Regions from separate parts of the Mus musculus genome. Here region 1 is linked to region 2. A link is a loop called in an ENCODE intact Hi-C map of the cell type or tissue named here. Cell type or tissue: gastrocnemius. All regions are shown on one strand. Links, peaks and the distances in the headings refer to the core of each region. The heading gives the core; the rest is flanking DNA.

Region 1 (8,341 bases), core at 137-8,136, 210 kb after region 2:
TTTGTAAGCCATATCTTGGAAGGTGGTCCACCTTTCCTACTCTATCTGGCTGCCAGGGACCGACTCCTGACAAGCTCTCAGCCCTGCCCACCTGGAGATTCTCTAATGTGTTCAAAAGTAAAGAGCAGCGTCAAATAACTAAAAACATTCCTTGCAATACAAAATTGAGACTCTGGTAAAGGTGTACAGAGAACTCCTAAGTTTATGTCCACTTTGATGAAATGGATTTTGGGTTTGTTGTTGTTTTGTTTTGTATGGGTTTTTAATTAATTAATTAATTAATTAATTAATTTTAAGAAAGTGCCTCGCCAATTTGTAAAACACATGAAACTGAAGAAGAACGAAGACCAAAGTGTGGACACTTTGCCCCTTCTTAGAATTGGAAACAATCACCCATAAAAGGAGTTACAGAGACAAAGTTTGGAGGTGAGACAAAAGGATGGACCATCTAGAGACTGCCATATCCAGGGATCCATCCCATAATTAGTCTCCAAACGATGACACCATTGCATACACTAGCAAGCATTTGCTGAAAGGACCCTGATATAGCTGTCTCTTGTGAGACTAGGCCGGGGCCTAGCAAACACATAAGTGGATGCTCACAGTCAGCTATTGGATGGATCACAGGGCTCCCAATGGATGAGCTAGAGAAAGTATCCAAGGAGCTAAAGAGATCTGCAACCCTGTAGGTGCAACAACATTATGAACTAACCAGTACCCCGGAGCTCTTGACTTTAGCTGCATATGTATCAAAAGATGGCCTAGTCAGCCATCACTGGAAAGAGAGGCCCATTGGACAGGCAAACTTTATATGCCCCAGTACAGGGGAACGCCAGGGCCAAAAAGTGGTAATGGGTGGGTAGGGGAGTGGGGGGGAGGGTGTGGGGGACTGTTGGGATAGCATTGGAAATGTAATTGAGGAAAATACGTAATAAAATATATATATTTTTATATATATATAAAAGAAAGTGTCTCGCTCTGTAGAGCCATGACTTGTTCTTGTGAAATACCGAACCAAACCAGAAACCACATCATCCCTTTTGATGACCAGAAAGGGTTAAAAAAATCGTATAGCACATTAAAAGACAATGTGCAGGCTTATCAAACAGACCATTAGCTCTTGAAGCAAATTAATGAACCATGGCTCTGGAACAGGTCTAGAGCAGCTCTGACATTGTTAGTTTATGATGGCTTTTCTTTGAACAGTCAGGTTTCCAAGAATATGTGCTCCTTATAAAAAACAATGGCAGGGAAAATCGAAACCAAAAATAACCCAGCAGAGAGGGTGCAATGAGTCAAGCCTTTGTAAACTGAGTGACAGATGGGGCTGATTGATTTGGAACCAAGTGAAAAGTGGGGCCGTAAAGTTTTATTGTATCCTCAAAGGATGACATAGGGCAAGGCATGTACATGGGGTCCTGTCTTTTCTACTAGAAAGCAAAGATTCTAACACAACAAAGACAAGTGAAAAATGTGCTCTTTCTAAACACGGGAAAGAAGTTCTAGAAGATTCTGACTTGGGTAAAATCTCAGGAGCAGCTCCAAAGAGCCATGTTCGTAAAGCCAGTTGCAGCCTGCTTACCCAGGTGCCTCCAGACCACCTATGATGTCACACATACATGCTTTAGATACTTCGTCCTGTTTTACGTCACATCCTCCAAGACCTGCCCCTTTTCGTACATCTGAAACTACAGTCTTCCTATCCTGTCTTCTTGGTTTCTGAAACTACGTTGTTCTCAGCGCTTTGCCTGCTGAGTGTTGCTGATACCTGGTTCCTGGAGAACATCTCAATCCCGTGCTCTCGTACACGGTCCCCTTCTTGCTCTTGACCTCTTCCCCGTGACCTCATCGTGAGCTAGAAAGCTTTCTCTGTCTTGCACAGCTCAGGGCCCTGCCCTGGCAACAGTAGTGACCACAGTCAAAAATGGATCTTCCCACATCAATTAACACAGTCAAAGCAATCCTTTACACTACAGTGCCCTTCCGAGGCTGACCTTAACCTAGATAATCCCTTGGGAGTGTGCTTGGAAGCTTGGCTCCTAGGTGACTCCAGACTCTGTCCAGTTGGCAGTTAGGAGGGGAGTGAGTTTAGAAACTAATGTAATTTTTGGCAGAATGTCTGGTATCCCCCAGGCTTTTACCACCAAGCTCAGAAACCTTGGGAAACAGCACAGTGATAAAGCATCCACCTTAGAGGGGGAGAAATTCTACTCATAATTAGTTATGAGCCAAACTGTGTTAGATTTTAGCAGTTCTAAAGATTTTGTGACAACACGAACAACACATATCCTGGTAGAAACCAAGACAGATATCATTTTTCCCTTCCAATCTTTCCTCTTAAAAAAAAATAGTCAAGCCGACTTTGGCAGGAAATGCTTATAATTGCAACACTTGGGAGACTGAGGCAGGAGGGTGGCAAATTCGAGGATAACCTGAATTACACTGTAAGACTGTTTCAAAAGAAAATTTGGAAAAAAAAAGTTAATTCATTTCTTCGCTGCTGTTTTTCTTAGTTCTTTCATTAAACCTGGAAAGACCAGCAATTGTTCTGCATGGTCTGTAACTTCGAGGCAGCAGGCTGCTTACAAAGTGTTCAAACACAACCCCTGACCTGCTACCATGGGTCACAGGACATCATTGCTGGCCAAGTCGCAGGACACCAATGCTGGCCATAAGCACGCCTTGCTCTGCCCACAAATCAGTCTGTGGTTCGTGGAGAAATGATGTGATTTCGGTATGAGATGGATCCCATGAACTTCTTAGTGTGGTCAAGAAAGGGCCCCTGGTTACACTGGCACTAGTCTTAATTCCAGAGCTGGGGAGGCTGGGAGAATGGGGGATCGATGAAAGTTCAAGGCCAGCCTCGGCAACATGATTTATTCTTGGTGCTGGGTGTCTAATTTCTGGTTCTCCCATTTGTGTTGCGAATGTCTTATTCACAAAGTATTCTCCCTAGGCCTCAAGCAAGTGAAGTTTTAGACCTTGTTTTGTATTTTGTGTGTCCTCGATGCACAGGGTCATATGAAATTCGATGGCAGAGAATATGAAGAATCACTGGGGACCACTAAGTTGAGGGACTACATTCATAACACTGGCATGAAACTGTAGAATTGAAGCCATGCTCGGTCCGTGTCTAGATACTTGGCCATGCCAACAAACAGATATAAGGACATATGCTTTTATTTTTGTTTGAAACAGTGTTCTAGCCAAGGTTAGCCTTGCACTCTCTATGTAGCAAAAGATGACCTTAAAAGGTGCTCAGGGGCTGGGAGCAGGGGAGAGAAAAATGACAGGCACGTTCACACAACTGCACAGCATTGTTCCAAGAAACATAAACAAAATTCTGAGTAGAATGGATAACTTGGAAAATGTTAAATAAGAAGAAGGAGGAGGAGGAGAAGAAGGAGAAGGAGGAAAAGGAGGAGGAGGAGGAGGAGGAGGAGGAGGAGGAGGAGGAGGAGAAGGAAGAGGAGAAGAAGAAGAGGAGGAGGAGGAGGAGGAGGAGAAGAAGAGGAGAAGAAGGAAGAGAAGGAGAAGAAGAAGAGGAGGAGGAGGAGGAGGAGAAGGAGGAGAAGAAGGAGGAGGAGGAGGAGGAGGAGAAGAAGAGGAGAAGAAGAAGAAGAGGAAGAAGAAGAAGGAGGAGGAGGAGGAGAAGAAGAAGAGGAGGAGGAGGAGGAGAAGGAGGAGGAGGAGGAGGAGGAGGGTAAAACAGTTGGAAAGGTTATATGGCCTGTGGACAGCACTCACACGCTCCCCCTGGTGCCTCTGAAGTTCCCTAAGGTTCACAGGCTCCCTAATTGCCCTGTGCTATGAAGCCAGGTCCATCTGAGTTCTGGCGACCTGGATTTGGTGTTCACAGATCCTAAGTTTTTCTCTTTGCCAAAGTCTTGTTAGCAGAAATTCTGCAGAAAGTTTTTGTTTACCATGTGATGCTCTTTATTATTGGGGGCAGGGGTGGGTGGGCATAATGATCTTCGTTTCCTGGAAGAATTTTTGTTGAATTGGTATCAACTTCCCCTTTGATGTTGGTTAGAACTTATCTTTGATGCTATTTGGGTCTACAGCAATCTTTCTGGAAATGTTTCGAAATGACCGTATTTCATTATTGAGTAGACGTCTACTGATGCCACTCACTTGTTCTGACTTGGGTTTGGTAGTTGAGGTTGGGTGGGGCTTTCCATTCTATGTGAGATCCCATGTTGCCCGTAATGTAACCGACACCGTTGCCCTGTGCACTTGTCTACATGCCCTCCCCCTCCCCCTTCTCTCGCTGCTCTTGTGGCTGCCTTCTCTTTCCCTTGTTCTAGAAGATCCCACTAAAGAGTTATTATCTTTGGACCCATGGCCACCTTTGGACTTAACCCATGCCCTTTCTCTCTTCCTATAGTACAAACTCTAATTGGTTTTCACTCCCAACTCTTCCCCCAACTTTGTCCCTCTTAAAAACATTAAACTGTTCCGGCCTGGATCTGTGGATCTAGGATTTTGCAGTAGGGAGGACTTGGGATGTTGCCACCAGCCACCCTGACCCACTCCATGTCACCTGCCATCCACGGCCTTGGAAGAGACACATAAGAGCCTCACTCGTGCATATATCAGTTTTATTTTCCAAAAGTCTGAGATTTAAAGTGTATCCACCGGTAACAGAGCGGTTAGAACACACACTTCCTCCTTGGGTCCATCAACTGCTAGCTTCCTTGGCCGATTTCTGGTGCAATGAATGGCTGGAACAAAGAGGAAAGGAAAGATTCACAACTGGGTCAGGAGCCAGGCCTGATGCTGGGTTCCCACCTAACACAAACATGAAAAATTAACCCCTGACCAACCAGCTTAATTCTAGGGAACTGTCCAAGAAGTGCAAAAGAGAGAGAGAGAACATGTACGTTTTTATCTAGTTATTTATTAGAATCTACATTTTGGGCAAACAGATTATGGCCAAGAGACAACAAGGACACATTTCTTTTTCTACGTTTGAATCTTTTCTTTTCTTTCTTTCTTCCTTTTGTTTGTTTGAAAGACTGGTGGATTTTATGAAGCTGCAACTTCTTGTTTCTGCCTCCATCTAAATCCTGGGGTTATAAGTGTGAACGTCCTGGTCTGCTCAGTTTAACTTTTACTTTCTTAGGGGTAAAGTCGTGGTTTAAGGAAACTAAGTGATGTGTGCGTGTGCCTGTGTATGTGTATGCGTGTGTGTGTGTGTGTGTGTGTGTGTGTGTGTGTGTGTATGTGTGTGTATGTGTGTGTGTATGTGTGTGTGTGTATGTGGGTGCATGTGTGTGTGTATGTGTGTGTATGCGCGCGTGTGTGTGTATGTGTGTGTGTATGCGTGTGTGTATGTATGTGTGTGTGTATGCGTGTGTGTATGTATGTGTGTGTGTGTATGTGTGTGTATGTGTGTGTATTAATATAGAGTCCACAAGTGAGAAGAGCACTGATCCTCCACCTGTGGGTCACGCCCCCTTCACAGGGGTTGCTTAAGACCATCAGAAAACACAGATATTTACACTACAATTCATGAAAGTAGCAAAAATTACATTTATGAAGTAGCAACAAAAATAATTTTATGATTAGGGATTACCACAACAAGAGGGACTGTACTCAAAGGGCCACAGCATTAGGAAGGTTGAGGAACAGAGGTTAGCAAGGAAAGAACTTCCATTCAGTAGCTCAGGTTGGAAGTTTGAGTTCCGACGACAGTTTCGAGTTTTCAATTGCTCCTTTCCAGAGAACGAGTTTTGCTGTGATCGTGACCAAAGTATAGGGTTGACTGTCTTCGCTGCTCTTGGGTGACAGTTGAGCTGTGTCCATCAGTTGCTTTGCTCTGTGCAGCTAGCACCGCTGTGTGTGTGTGAACAGCAGCTCCTGCCTCGCCAGAAGCCCATCAAATCAAGAAAAGACTCAGCGATGCCAGCATCGGGGACATGGAAACACTGACGTGGCACTTTGCAGCACCGGGGCGGCTCGCATGTAAAAAGCAAAGGAGCAGAAAGCAAGCTTACCAAGGGGCAGAGTCAACTGAGGTCCTCGGGTCCTGCTGCTAGGAAGGTGCAATGCGGGAGGGGCTTGAGCGTGGGTGTGGTGCGTGCTGTGGGGCTGTCCACCTTAAAACCGGGACCGTGGCCGTGGTTCAGTGAGCAACGTACTTGTAGTGCAAGCATGGGGAGGTGAGCCGAGCCCTCAGCAGCCACATAAGAATGCCCATATGTATGGTAGGAGCACCTGACATCTCAGTACTGGGATCTGTAGCCAGGAAGATCACTAGCATAGAGTGGCCAGCCGGTCTAAGTAAGTCACAAGAACCAGGTTCTATAAGAAACCCTGTCTGAGAAAATAAGACAGAGAATACTAGAAGGTACTTGATACAGACCTCAGCCTACACACACACACACACACACACACACACACACACACACACACACACACACATCACATATCATACACACACACACACATATATATACATACACAAACTCACACTCATACACACTCACTCAAAGTCACACACACACACACTCACACAAACTCAAACACAGACACACATACTCACTCTCACACAAACACACACTCACATAGTAACTCTCTCATAAACACGTGCATGCACACTCACAGAGACGCTCACACACACTCACACGCACAAACACAACAAACACACACTCACACACGTATACTCACTCTCTCACACACACTCACACACAGGTGCAAGCGCGCTCACACAGACTCACACACACAATCACGTGCACTGTGCTGTCTGGTTTTATGTCAACTTGACACAAGCTAATGGGGATGTCAATTGAGAAAATGCTCCCACCAAATTAGCTTCTGGACAAGCCCGTGATATATTTTCTAGATTAGTGATTGATGGTGCAGGGCCCAGTCCGCGGCCTCTGCTTCAGTTCCTGCCTCCAGGTTCCTGCCCTGCCCTCCCTCCATGATGCACTGTGATATGGAACTGTTAGCAAAAGCAAATCCTTCCTTCCCAAGTTGCCTATAGTGAAGTTGTTTTATCATAGCAATAGGAACATGCATACACACAAAAACAGAAACACACAGGCACATACACAGATACACACACATACATGAATACTCTCGTATACATATTTAATAATAGAATTAAACATTTCAACTTTGTACTTTGTAACTTCGCTGCATAAATTGTCCATCCACACTTTGTGTATGCAATATCTGCATACAAAAAATTAAAATATAGTATTTCTTAGCCTTGAGATGAAAGGATGGACCATGTAGAGACCGCCATATCCAGGGATCCACCCCATAATCAGCATCCAAACGCTGACACCATTGCATACACTAGCAAGATTTTATCGAAAGGACCCAGATGTAGCTGTCTCTTGTGAGACTATGCCGGGGCCTAGCAAACACAGAAGTGGATGCTCACAGTCAGCTAATGGATGGATCACAGGACTCCCAATGGAGGAGCTAGAGAATGTACCCAAGGAGCTAAAGGGATCTGCAACCCTATAGGTGGAACAACATTATGAACTAACCAGTACTCCGGAACTCTTGACTCTAGCTGCATATGTATCAAAAGATGGCCTAGTCGGCCATCACTGGAAAGAGAGGCCCATTGGACACGCAGACTTTATATGCCCCAGTACAGGGGAACGCCAGGGCCAAAAAGGGGGAGTGGGTGGGTAGGGGAGTGGGGGTGGGTGGGTATGGGGGACTTTTGGTATAGCATTGGAAATGTAAATGAGCTAAATACCTAATAAAAAATGGAAAAAAAATATAGTATTTCTTAGCCTTAAATAGAAACCAAAAGAGAAGCTTTGCTATCAAGGAATGGGACTCTGCCAGGCTAAGCCATAAATAAAGGTGCTTGGTTCTTTTTGTTACAATAAATGTACAGTGCCATCTTGTGGCCAATTCAAACAGTGCAATTGGACATTTTAAGTTGCTGAAGCTGATCAACAAAAGATGTAGGAAGGGTGATTTCACTGTGAACTACTGGACTAGTACTCAGGGGACTACTATGTGGCCAGGAACATCATGGATGTGTAGGATGTGCATTCCATGATGTGTGGCACCTTCATAGGGCTCTTCAGATCAACACATCTAACCCCCGGGTCGGAGAGGGGCGAGTCACAGGGGACTGGTTGCTCCAGCACCATATGCGGTTCCAGAGAGGGCCCGGGCAGGATTTTCTGCGGCACGTGAAAGAGTGGCAACGGAACCAACTGGTGGCTTTGGGAAAAACAGCCTCAAAAGGCAACACGTGCTATGACCCCAAACACTTTCCCCATAACTTGCCACCAACAGCTCCCCTAAATGCACAAGGGACACCTGGATTTCTGCAAACAGCGAGGAAGGCATCCAGGTCACT
Region 2 (8,341 bases), core at 112-8,111:
CTAATGATGGGAGCAGGATATGGCTTCCCTGAGGGACAATGGGGAAGGACCATCCCAACAGCTGAGAATAGAACAGAAAAGCAATAGTGTCCACTGGATGGATGAGGTCACGTTGGATGGTGTATTTGAGTCCATTTTAAGTTTCTGCAGAACATCACACAAAGGTCTGGGTTATTTTTATGTTCCCTTGACATTCCCATGGTTCTGAAACTGGACCTCATGGGGCCTGGTGTGTAGCTCAGTGGCAGAGCACATGTTTAACTTGCATGCAACCTGGTGTCTGTTCTCAGCACTGGCTGATTTAATAATAAAATAAAAAGTGGTTAATAAGGGTAAAGGTGACAACTACTGAGATTTTTTAAAAAAGGCAGCTCAGAAAGTAATAACTGAGCTTACATCATTTTATTTTGCATTTTATATTATATTATTAAGAAAGTAGAAAGGAAGGAAGGAAGGGAGGGAGGGAGGGAGGGAGGGAGGGTGGGAGGGAGGGAGGAAGGAAGACTTCCCTCCCCAAAGGAAAATGGAAGCAACCAGCATTCATTGAGTCTGGGTTCAGATGTTCTCTAGAGATAAAAACATAAAAATATGTTTAAGGTGCCTATTCTATTTACAAAATTCCACTGTTGCTTCTCCTAAGTCCCCCTTTCTCCAGCTCACGTAGTTCGTGCTGGCTATGGGAAGCTAATCTGTTATTCCTGCTTTGGGCACAAATGCATGCTTGTCATTACATCAATAAATAGCCCAAGGCCAATGCAGGGAGAGCAACTCAGTGTTGCCCCACAGAGAGCTCTCTGGGCTCTGAAGCTCCAGTCTGTCTTCTGTAGTTTCAATAAGATAATGAGACGTCATCCTCAAATTCCCAGTGTGTCTGATTGGGCCAAGAGCTTTGTGAAATTGAGAATGGCACTATGGCAAGGGAAGGGTCCAGCTCTTCATTTGGATCTGTTGTCAAATTAGCCATGTAGACATGTTGACAGTTCTTTATTCTTATAAAGTAATTACCTGTAAATGAATTCTGTGAGCATTCTTCTTTGTGTAGCAACAAAACTTGCTTCTGTATTAAAATATTTATTAATAAATTTATTAATATGAAAGTAGAACTCTACACCAGGCAGTGGTGGTACTCATCTTGAATCCCAGCAGAGGCAGATCATCTCTGTGTTTGAGGCCAACCTGGTCTACAGAGTGAGTTCCAGGACAGCCAGGGCTACACAGGGAAGCCTTGTCTCAAAAGAACAAAAAAACAACTAACAAACAAAGACAGCAGGTTAAGAGTTGGGGAATGGCTCAGTTCTCTGAAAAAGAGGATCTAAGTTCAAACTCCCAGCATTCACTTAAAAAGTTTGGCGTGGCTGCACGTACCTCTAACCCCAGAATTGGGTGACAGAGACAGGTCGGGAGAACTCCTTGGCCAGACAACCTAGCCAAGAGCACAGTGTTCTGTTCTATAGGTGACCTTGTCTCAAACAAAAAAGGCAAAGAACAATTAAAAAAAAAAGACACCAAAAGTCCTCTTTTGGCATCATTTCTTGCATGCTCACCCACACATTAATGTGTACCCACCACAAACACCACAGTCTATACAATACACCAAACACACACATACACACAGCAGAGAGAACAAGTTTCCAATAAAACACATGACATTTAAATAAGGGTGGGGACTTCTGGAGTCACTAAGGATTATGGGAATGGAACAGTGAGCCCTCCTGGTGCCTGGAAGAGTGCACAGCTTTCTTGGACAGAAGTGCTTGGACGTCGTATAAGAGAAACTCTTGTACTAACTCGGGCAGTCTGTGCTGTACCTTGTTTTCCCATGGTGCTGTTCAAAGTCATGCTGAGGACTATTATGCTTAATTTATTCTTTGCTTATTCCAATAATCAGTGTGAGTGCAATTACATCATATATTCACATAAGTTAAAGTAAAGAAAATTATATTTATAAAGTTTCAATGTTTTGTGATGGCAAATTCATCAGTGTATACATGCATTTGTATAGACAGCCATAACTCTGAGACCCACTTACTATATATATATAATATGTTATAATATAGGAGTATATAATAATATTATATATTTCATATAGATAGTTATATAATACTATGTTATATATTTATATTATATATTGACATATATTTCTATACTATATAATGTATGATATATGATATAATGTATAATGTGTCTCTTATATCATATAACATATAATTAATATAATATATAATGTTGTTATACACTATATAATATATCAATATATAGTATGGTATGTAATATTATATAATAGAATATATATTATACTATACATACCACTTATTGAATCTGTTACCTGGTATTTTGTGATCAGCATACTATAGACAGTAAGTAAGGTGGACAATGGGAATGGAGCCTTGTGATACTTCCCCATCCATGTTAGTTTACCAATTTATTTGTCATTTTTCAGACCTTGTTTAAACAATACTGTTAAATTTTCATGGGTGCAGCATCTCTGTCATACATGGAAGCCACTATTGCCCAGCATACATCCTGGTCCTCTGGCTCTTACAGTGTCTCCATCCCCACATTGACGATGTTCTCTGAGCCATTGGTACATGAGAGAGAGCTGTGTTGTAATTGTGTCCGAGGAGGCTGGACACCCCACAGAAAGTTGATCTCCACACATTGACCAGCTGCGGATTTCTATAATGGTGTCTCTGAAAAGAAGCTCTTATCTGCGAGCATGAGGAAAGACATTTAGAATACAATGAGAACGTATACCAGTTGTAGTAGCAACCTTCTCCCCTAAGGTCCTCTAGGGTGCAAGAATTCCCTAAACACAAGTAGTTAGGCCAGTTTAACAGCACTAGGCACAAATTCCCTCTTACTGAAGTGCCCTTTAGTCCAATAAAAGAGCTGTTGGTTATCCCCAAGATGTAAGTGCCACTACTGCACCCTTGAGGATAGCTTGCTGTGCTGCTCATTGTTGTGGCTCATAAGCTCTACAGCAGGGCACAGCTATTAATTGCTTTTCTCCCTTGGCTACTTGCACAGCAATTTCAGATCCGATAAGAGCTAGTCCTCAGGGAGGAGGATTTCAGATAAGTTTCAGCTTAATGCTACCAAGTACTGTGTCCAAATTTTGTGGTGTCTTTCACAATGAGGCCAGTCTTTCAATTTTTCTTTTCCTTTTTTAGACAACCAAAGCCTATGTCGTTTGGACATTTCTTGGACTCCTCTTCCTGTGCTACTAAATCCTCCTCCCACATCCCTACCCCTTACTTGACACAAGATAGGGTTATCTGTGAAAGGGGAAACTCAGTTGAGAAATTGCCTCCATTGGATTAGCCTAGGGGGGCATGTCTGGGGCACATTTCCTAGACAGATGATGGAGGGCTCAATCATGGTGGGAGGTGCCCCCCACCCAGCAGATGATCTGGATTCTATAAGAGACCATCCTGGGCAAACTGCTAGAAGCAAATCAGTAAGCAACATTCCTCCATGGTCTCTACTCAAGTCCCAGTCTCCAGATTTCGTCTTGAGCTCCGCCCTGACTTCCCTCAGTGATGGTCCGTGACCTGGGAGTTGTAAGATGATAAAACCTCTCCTCCCCAAGTTGCTTTTGGTTCAAATGTTTTTTATCACAGCAATAGAAAGCAAACCTGAACACTGACCAACAACTTAAAGAAAGGCTTCCCATACCTGGCCCTGGGAATTTTATTAGTCTACGGGGCTTGGAAAATTAGCACACTGTGTGTGTGTGTGTGTGTGTGTGTGTGTGTGTGTGTGTGTGTGTGTGTAAGCTAAAACAGTATTTCCCTGTGACTTGTTCAAATATCATTACTGTTACGAATGCCTCTTCCCTCTGTCTCCTTCCATATCCCCCCGCCCCCTGCCCAGTTAGAGGTACACACACACACACACATTCACTTCAGTGTGTGGAGGTCAGAAGACAACTTGTAAAAATTTGTCCTCTCATTCCACCGTATGGTTCTGAGGGAATCAAACCTGGGTCATCAGACTTGGCGGCAATCCCTTTCCCCTGCCAGAGCCTGCCTTCTCAGCAGCCCATGCCTTCTCACCAGCCCGTGCCTTCTCACCAGCCCGTTTCTCCTGTTTTTATTCTTAAATTGGGTTCCTGTGTATGATGATGAATACACCAAAATTGGGAATAAAATATGCAGAGTAGATATTCATACTTGGCTTTGGCCTATCCTTAGTACATACATGCAGCTTGCAGAGCCATTAGTGAATGGATGGATATTTGTCTTTTGACCCCTAGCTAGCACAAGAGGGATTTGAAGGCCAAAGAATCTATTCCATTGAGGCAACACAAGAGGGCGCTCTTTCCATCCCATTGCCAAAGGCCAGCCCATTCCCTATGCCCTACTGGGCCATCACTAATACAAGTTTTCACCTTTTGCCTTTTCAAGCAATAATTAGAAGAACCATGCACGGCAAATGAATTGGGTAGAAGATGAGAGTCTCAGGAAACACGGGATTGAACTGACTAAAACACTGGCCAAAAGGTTGTTCTGTTTGGGTTGTGCAATTAATTGAATTGTACTTACAGTTATTATTTCAGCTTATTTTACAGTTAGTAGTTCTATTTGTACATGTATGCACATTCTGCTTAGCATTCTATGGGCTTTGGTGTATGCATTATGAAAATCTACTGACATAAGACTCCTTAAGAAGACCTGAATTAATTCTAGCTACCCTTTGAGTGACTGGGGATAATGAACCAGCTTTTTTTAGTCTCAGTTTGTAGAATTACAGGTTGCAGTATGTGTTTTCTAAGAACCTTTATGGGCCCAACAGTCTACTAGATTGATGAATTATGGTGGTTCACTAAATCTTTGATATGTAATGGGGATGTAGCTATCAGCTACATATAATTTATAGGCACCTACTGAAAAAAAAAATCAGTAAGTGGTTGACTGTGTTGAAGACGTGCTTCAGCATGTGGGTGTGTCTGTAGACGCCTGGATCTTTGTGGCCTAAATACTATTATCAATTTCTACTCAAGTCTATTACGCATATGGTTCCAGGGTGACTCAGTGGTGGTGGCCAGCTCAGCTCTATAAATATGTGAGGACATTACTTAAACTTTTTGATTAGTGAGTTGGCTTAAATGACCCAAGGAGGCTTGCATTTATTTTGAGCCTTTTGTTGATGTGGTGGTCTGTTTTGTTTGCTAGGATGATGGGGCTACAGCCATGGTGGCTAGCTTTTATTTATTTACTTAGGTGGTTGAGTCGTTGTGTTTTTGAGGAGCCAGTATTTAGAGGAAATAAATAAAACTTCACTAGAGTAAAGATACTGTTTAAAGGGGTTTAGAATTGCTGTGTTGATTATGGGGTAGCCTGCACTGCCTCGGCAGTGCTGAGCTGGACAGTGTCCATGTGTCCTTGAACAAGGGGATGTGGCGCTCACTCTGCCTCATCTGTGTGGGCTTTTCTCCGCTCCCCTACAATCTCCCATCCCATTCTCCATCTTTCTCGAGGGCTGGCAGTCTCCTCTGTCTTTCATGGCAAAGCACCCTTTGGTGGGGAAAGTGGCCAGTAGCTCTGTCAGCAGCCGCAAGGCTGTGGGGTTTGACAGGATGAGGCTGTGGCGATGACTTTCTGCAGGGAAGGAATGAATACAGTGAGTGCTTCCGTGTTTTAGGAGCAAGAAAGAGAGATAAATGACGGGGGGCGGGGCTAAGTCCAAGCCCTGTCTGTGTTGAGATGGGGGTCATGCGCGTGGAAAGTATGATAACATAGCAAGTTTTATGTAAGGAATCGGGAGCAGAGTCCAGCTCATGAGAGTTAATGTGTCTCTCTACACGAAATGCCAGTGTGATGTGGCAGAAGGGGGTGCCTTTGCGGGCCCATGCTGAGGTAAACCACCCCCCACCCCCAGCCCTGGTATCAGCCACACGACAGGTCTAGTATAAAATGAAATTAATTTGGGACATGGGAAGGGAATAGAGGCAGGGAACGAAAAGGGGACAGAGAAGGACAGAAAGAGAGAGGAGAGAGAAAAAAAGGAAAGAGACTGGCTGAAAACACGTGGGGAGAGAGGAAGAAAATGAAGAGAGAGAGGAGAGGGAGGAAGGAGGAGGAGGAGGAGGAGGAGGAGGAAGGTAACTGTTGGACGGAGCTTAGAGGAAATGCTAACACCCCACGTCTAACTTTTTATTCTTTCAGCAATCACTGCACCTCTCTTATGCGTAACATTGTACCCAGCACTTGATATCATGGCTGCATAAGTTATGTTTTATGGTTTCCAGCTTTGGGGAAAAAAATAAATAGAAAACACTGACCATTGCAAGAGAAGAGTAGTGGTGGGAGACGCGATAGGGGCTTGCCTGGAACAGAGACTGGAAGAAGGTGATCTGCAGGTCAGCAGAGACAGGCGCAACCCCCCCTGGTTAAGTTTCGGGACAGAGCGTGCCAGAAGTAGAGGAAAAGGTTAGGCAACCGCATCGGAGTGACAGTGTCACAGTGTGTTCAGGGAACTGGTGCTGTTCAGGATTGTTGACAATCAAAGTTCAAGGAAGGGGGCGGGGGCGGGGGGAGGCGGGGGAGCCAGGTGTACGCTCTAAGAAGCTACAAAATAACCAACCGCAGCACTCGAGGAGCACGGGGATCATAGCCTGCAATTAACTGTGAGACTTTGTCTCCAAACAACCAACCAAAGTCACCGACCACCATCACCCGGTCAGCGACAACGTGCTGGTCAGTTTGTGTGGTGTGGGAAAGAGAAAACAGCGAGATGGAGGTCTCAGAGAGACCCCCTCAGAAGAGCCAAAAATTGGATCAAGACAAATGAAGATACAGGAGGAAAAAAACGCTAGACAGAAACATTCAGCGGTTCTCAACCTGTGGGTCGCTAACAGTAGCAAAATTAGTTACGAAATAATTGTATGGTTGGGGGAGATCACCATGGCATGAAGTACTGTACTAAAGGGTCTCAGTGCTAGGAAGGTCCAGAACTACTGGTTGAAGAAAAGAGTAGAGAACTGAGCCCAGGAGAGCGGGCTTCCTCCTACCTTTTCTGACTCTGGATTTTGTATGAATACCCTCCTCTTCACACTGGACCACACTTAACAACGTGATGATTTTGAGTGTAGCATTAAAAACTCTTTCTGGTCTTGTTTGGTAGGTTGGTGTTGTGTTTGGGACCAAATGGCTCTGATAACATCCTTTTGCTTACAGGGGACCTGAGGAGAGCTAGTGAAGTCAGAAATAGAAGTTGCACACTTGAATCTGACTCAGGCACACGTGCTCTCTCCCTCCCTCTCTTCTCTTATAGGATGCATATAGTCTAAGTTGCTAAAGTTATTGATGCTAAGGTGAGGCAATAGCCTAATACAGTTTCTATGGTTGCCAAAAAAAAAAAAAAAAAAAAAAAAGTGGTATTGGATGGTAATGTCTCCTGCCAGGCAAACAGGAATATGCTCACATGCACAGACATGAAAGACTATGTGCTAAGGTGGGGGAGGGGCTTGCACGTGCATGAATGCATGCAATTGGGTATAGTCTATGTGACTTCTGACATAGATAATTTTGAGTATGCAAAATGCTTTTGTTCCAAGTTTTCTGTGCACTTAGTTTATAAAGGGTTTGTTGGAAGTAACTTCTATAGCCACCGTTCACAGGCATGTCTTTGAAAGAGAGCTGCCATGCACACCAAGCATCTACCCAGCTTTCATGGGAGTATAAACTCCTTTAAAAAGCCAGAGTTCTCTGACAGGGAATACATCTGCCTGTCCTTGCCCACAGCTCTGATTATTAATTCTCTCTCTTAATGGCTGTAAGGAAGCCGATTGTGTAACCAGGCAAATTTTTCACCTATCTAAAAATAGCCTAATCTCTGTTACCAGCTTTGGGGCACAAAGCCAGGAGATTTTCTTCAGGGAGCACTCAGATGGTGAGTCCCTTCAGGGAGCACTTAGATGGTGAGTTCCCTTTTACTTGTCTGCAACCACATCCCTAGAAGGGCTGTTTATCAAGAGGGTTCCAGCCGCAAAATGTGAACAAAATCTGTAACCACATATGTCAGGGAATAGGATTGTTTGGGAAAACAAATAAAGGCCTTATGGGATTCCTAACCATCTCGATAGTGCTCTGTAGTAAGCAGTATCGACTATTTGTCTTCCTGTTGGGCTAGACTGAGTATCTCTAGATCTTGGCATTGTCTGAGGAATGGTCTACAGTCGTGTTCTGGGGTTTATGTTGAGTTTATTTCTTCTTCCAGTTTTAGGTGGTTTACAAGTCATTTATTTGGTTATAATTAAAGCTGGCTTAGAAGTAAATGTCATGCTGACCTGATAATTGTTTTCGGGTGGCAGCGTTTCTCCCTAAGGGACAGTGAAAAA

The links. Peaks named below come from ENCODE experiments on the same cell type or tissue, not always from the same donor. Only the 100,000 strongest peaks of a DNase experiment are listed, where the experiment ranks them.
Region 1: it touches region 2 in a loop (8-fold over the local background); 3 of 42 quality-filtered maps call a loop at or near these places.

What each region holds. Positions count from the first base shown.
Region 1 is chr8:24,597,662-24,606,002 of GRCm38, forward strand. Adam18 (a disintegrin and metallopeptidase domain 18) reads right to left here. Exons shown (of 20, transcript NM_010084.2): 20 at 4,585-4,724. Among named protein-coding and RNA genes, the nearest start is that of Ido1, 4.9 kb to the left of the region's middle. In gastrocnemius, for the core only: CTCF peaks have their summits at 3,776 and 7,875 (motif pointing left); a DNase peak (open chromatin) is centred at 7,895; H3K27ac peaks cover 811 bases.
Region 2 is chr8:24,390,705-24,399,045 of GRCm38, forward strand. Gm30633 (a long non-coding RNA gene) reads left to right here. Exons shown (of 3, transcript XR_378810.2): 3 at 1-363. Among named protein-coding and RNA genes, the nearest start is that of Gm30633, 13 kb to the left of the region's middle. In gastrocnemius, for the core only: a CTCF peak has its summit at 4,305 (motif pointing right); a DNase peak (open chromatin) is centred at 4,313; H3K27ac peaks cover 1,291 bases.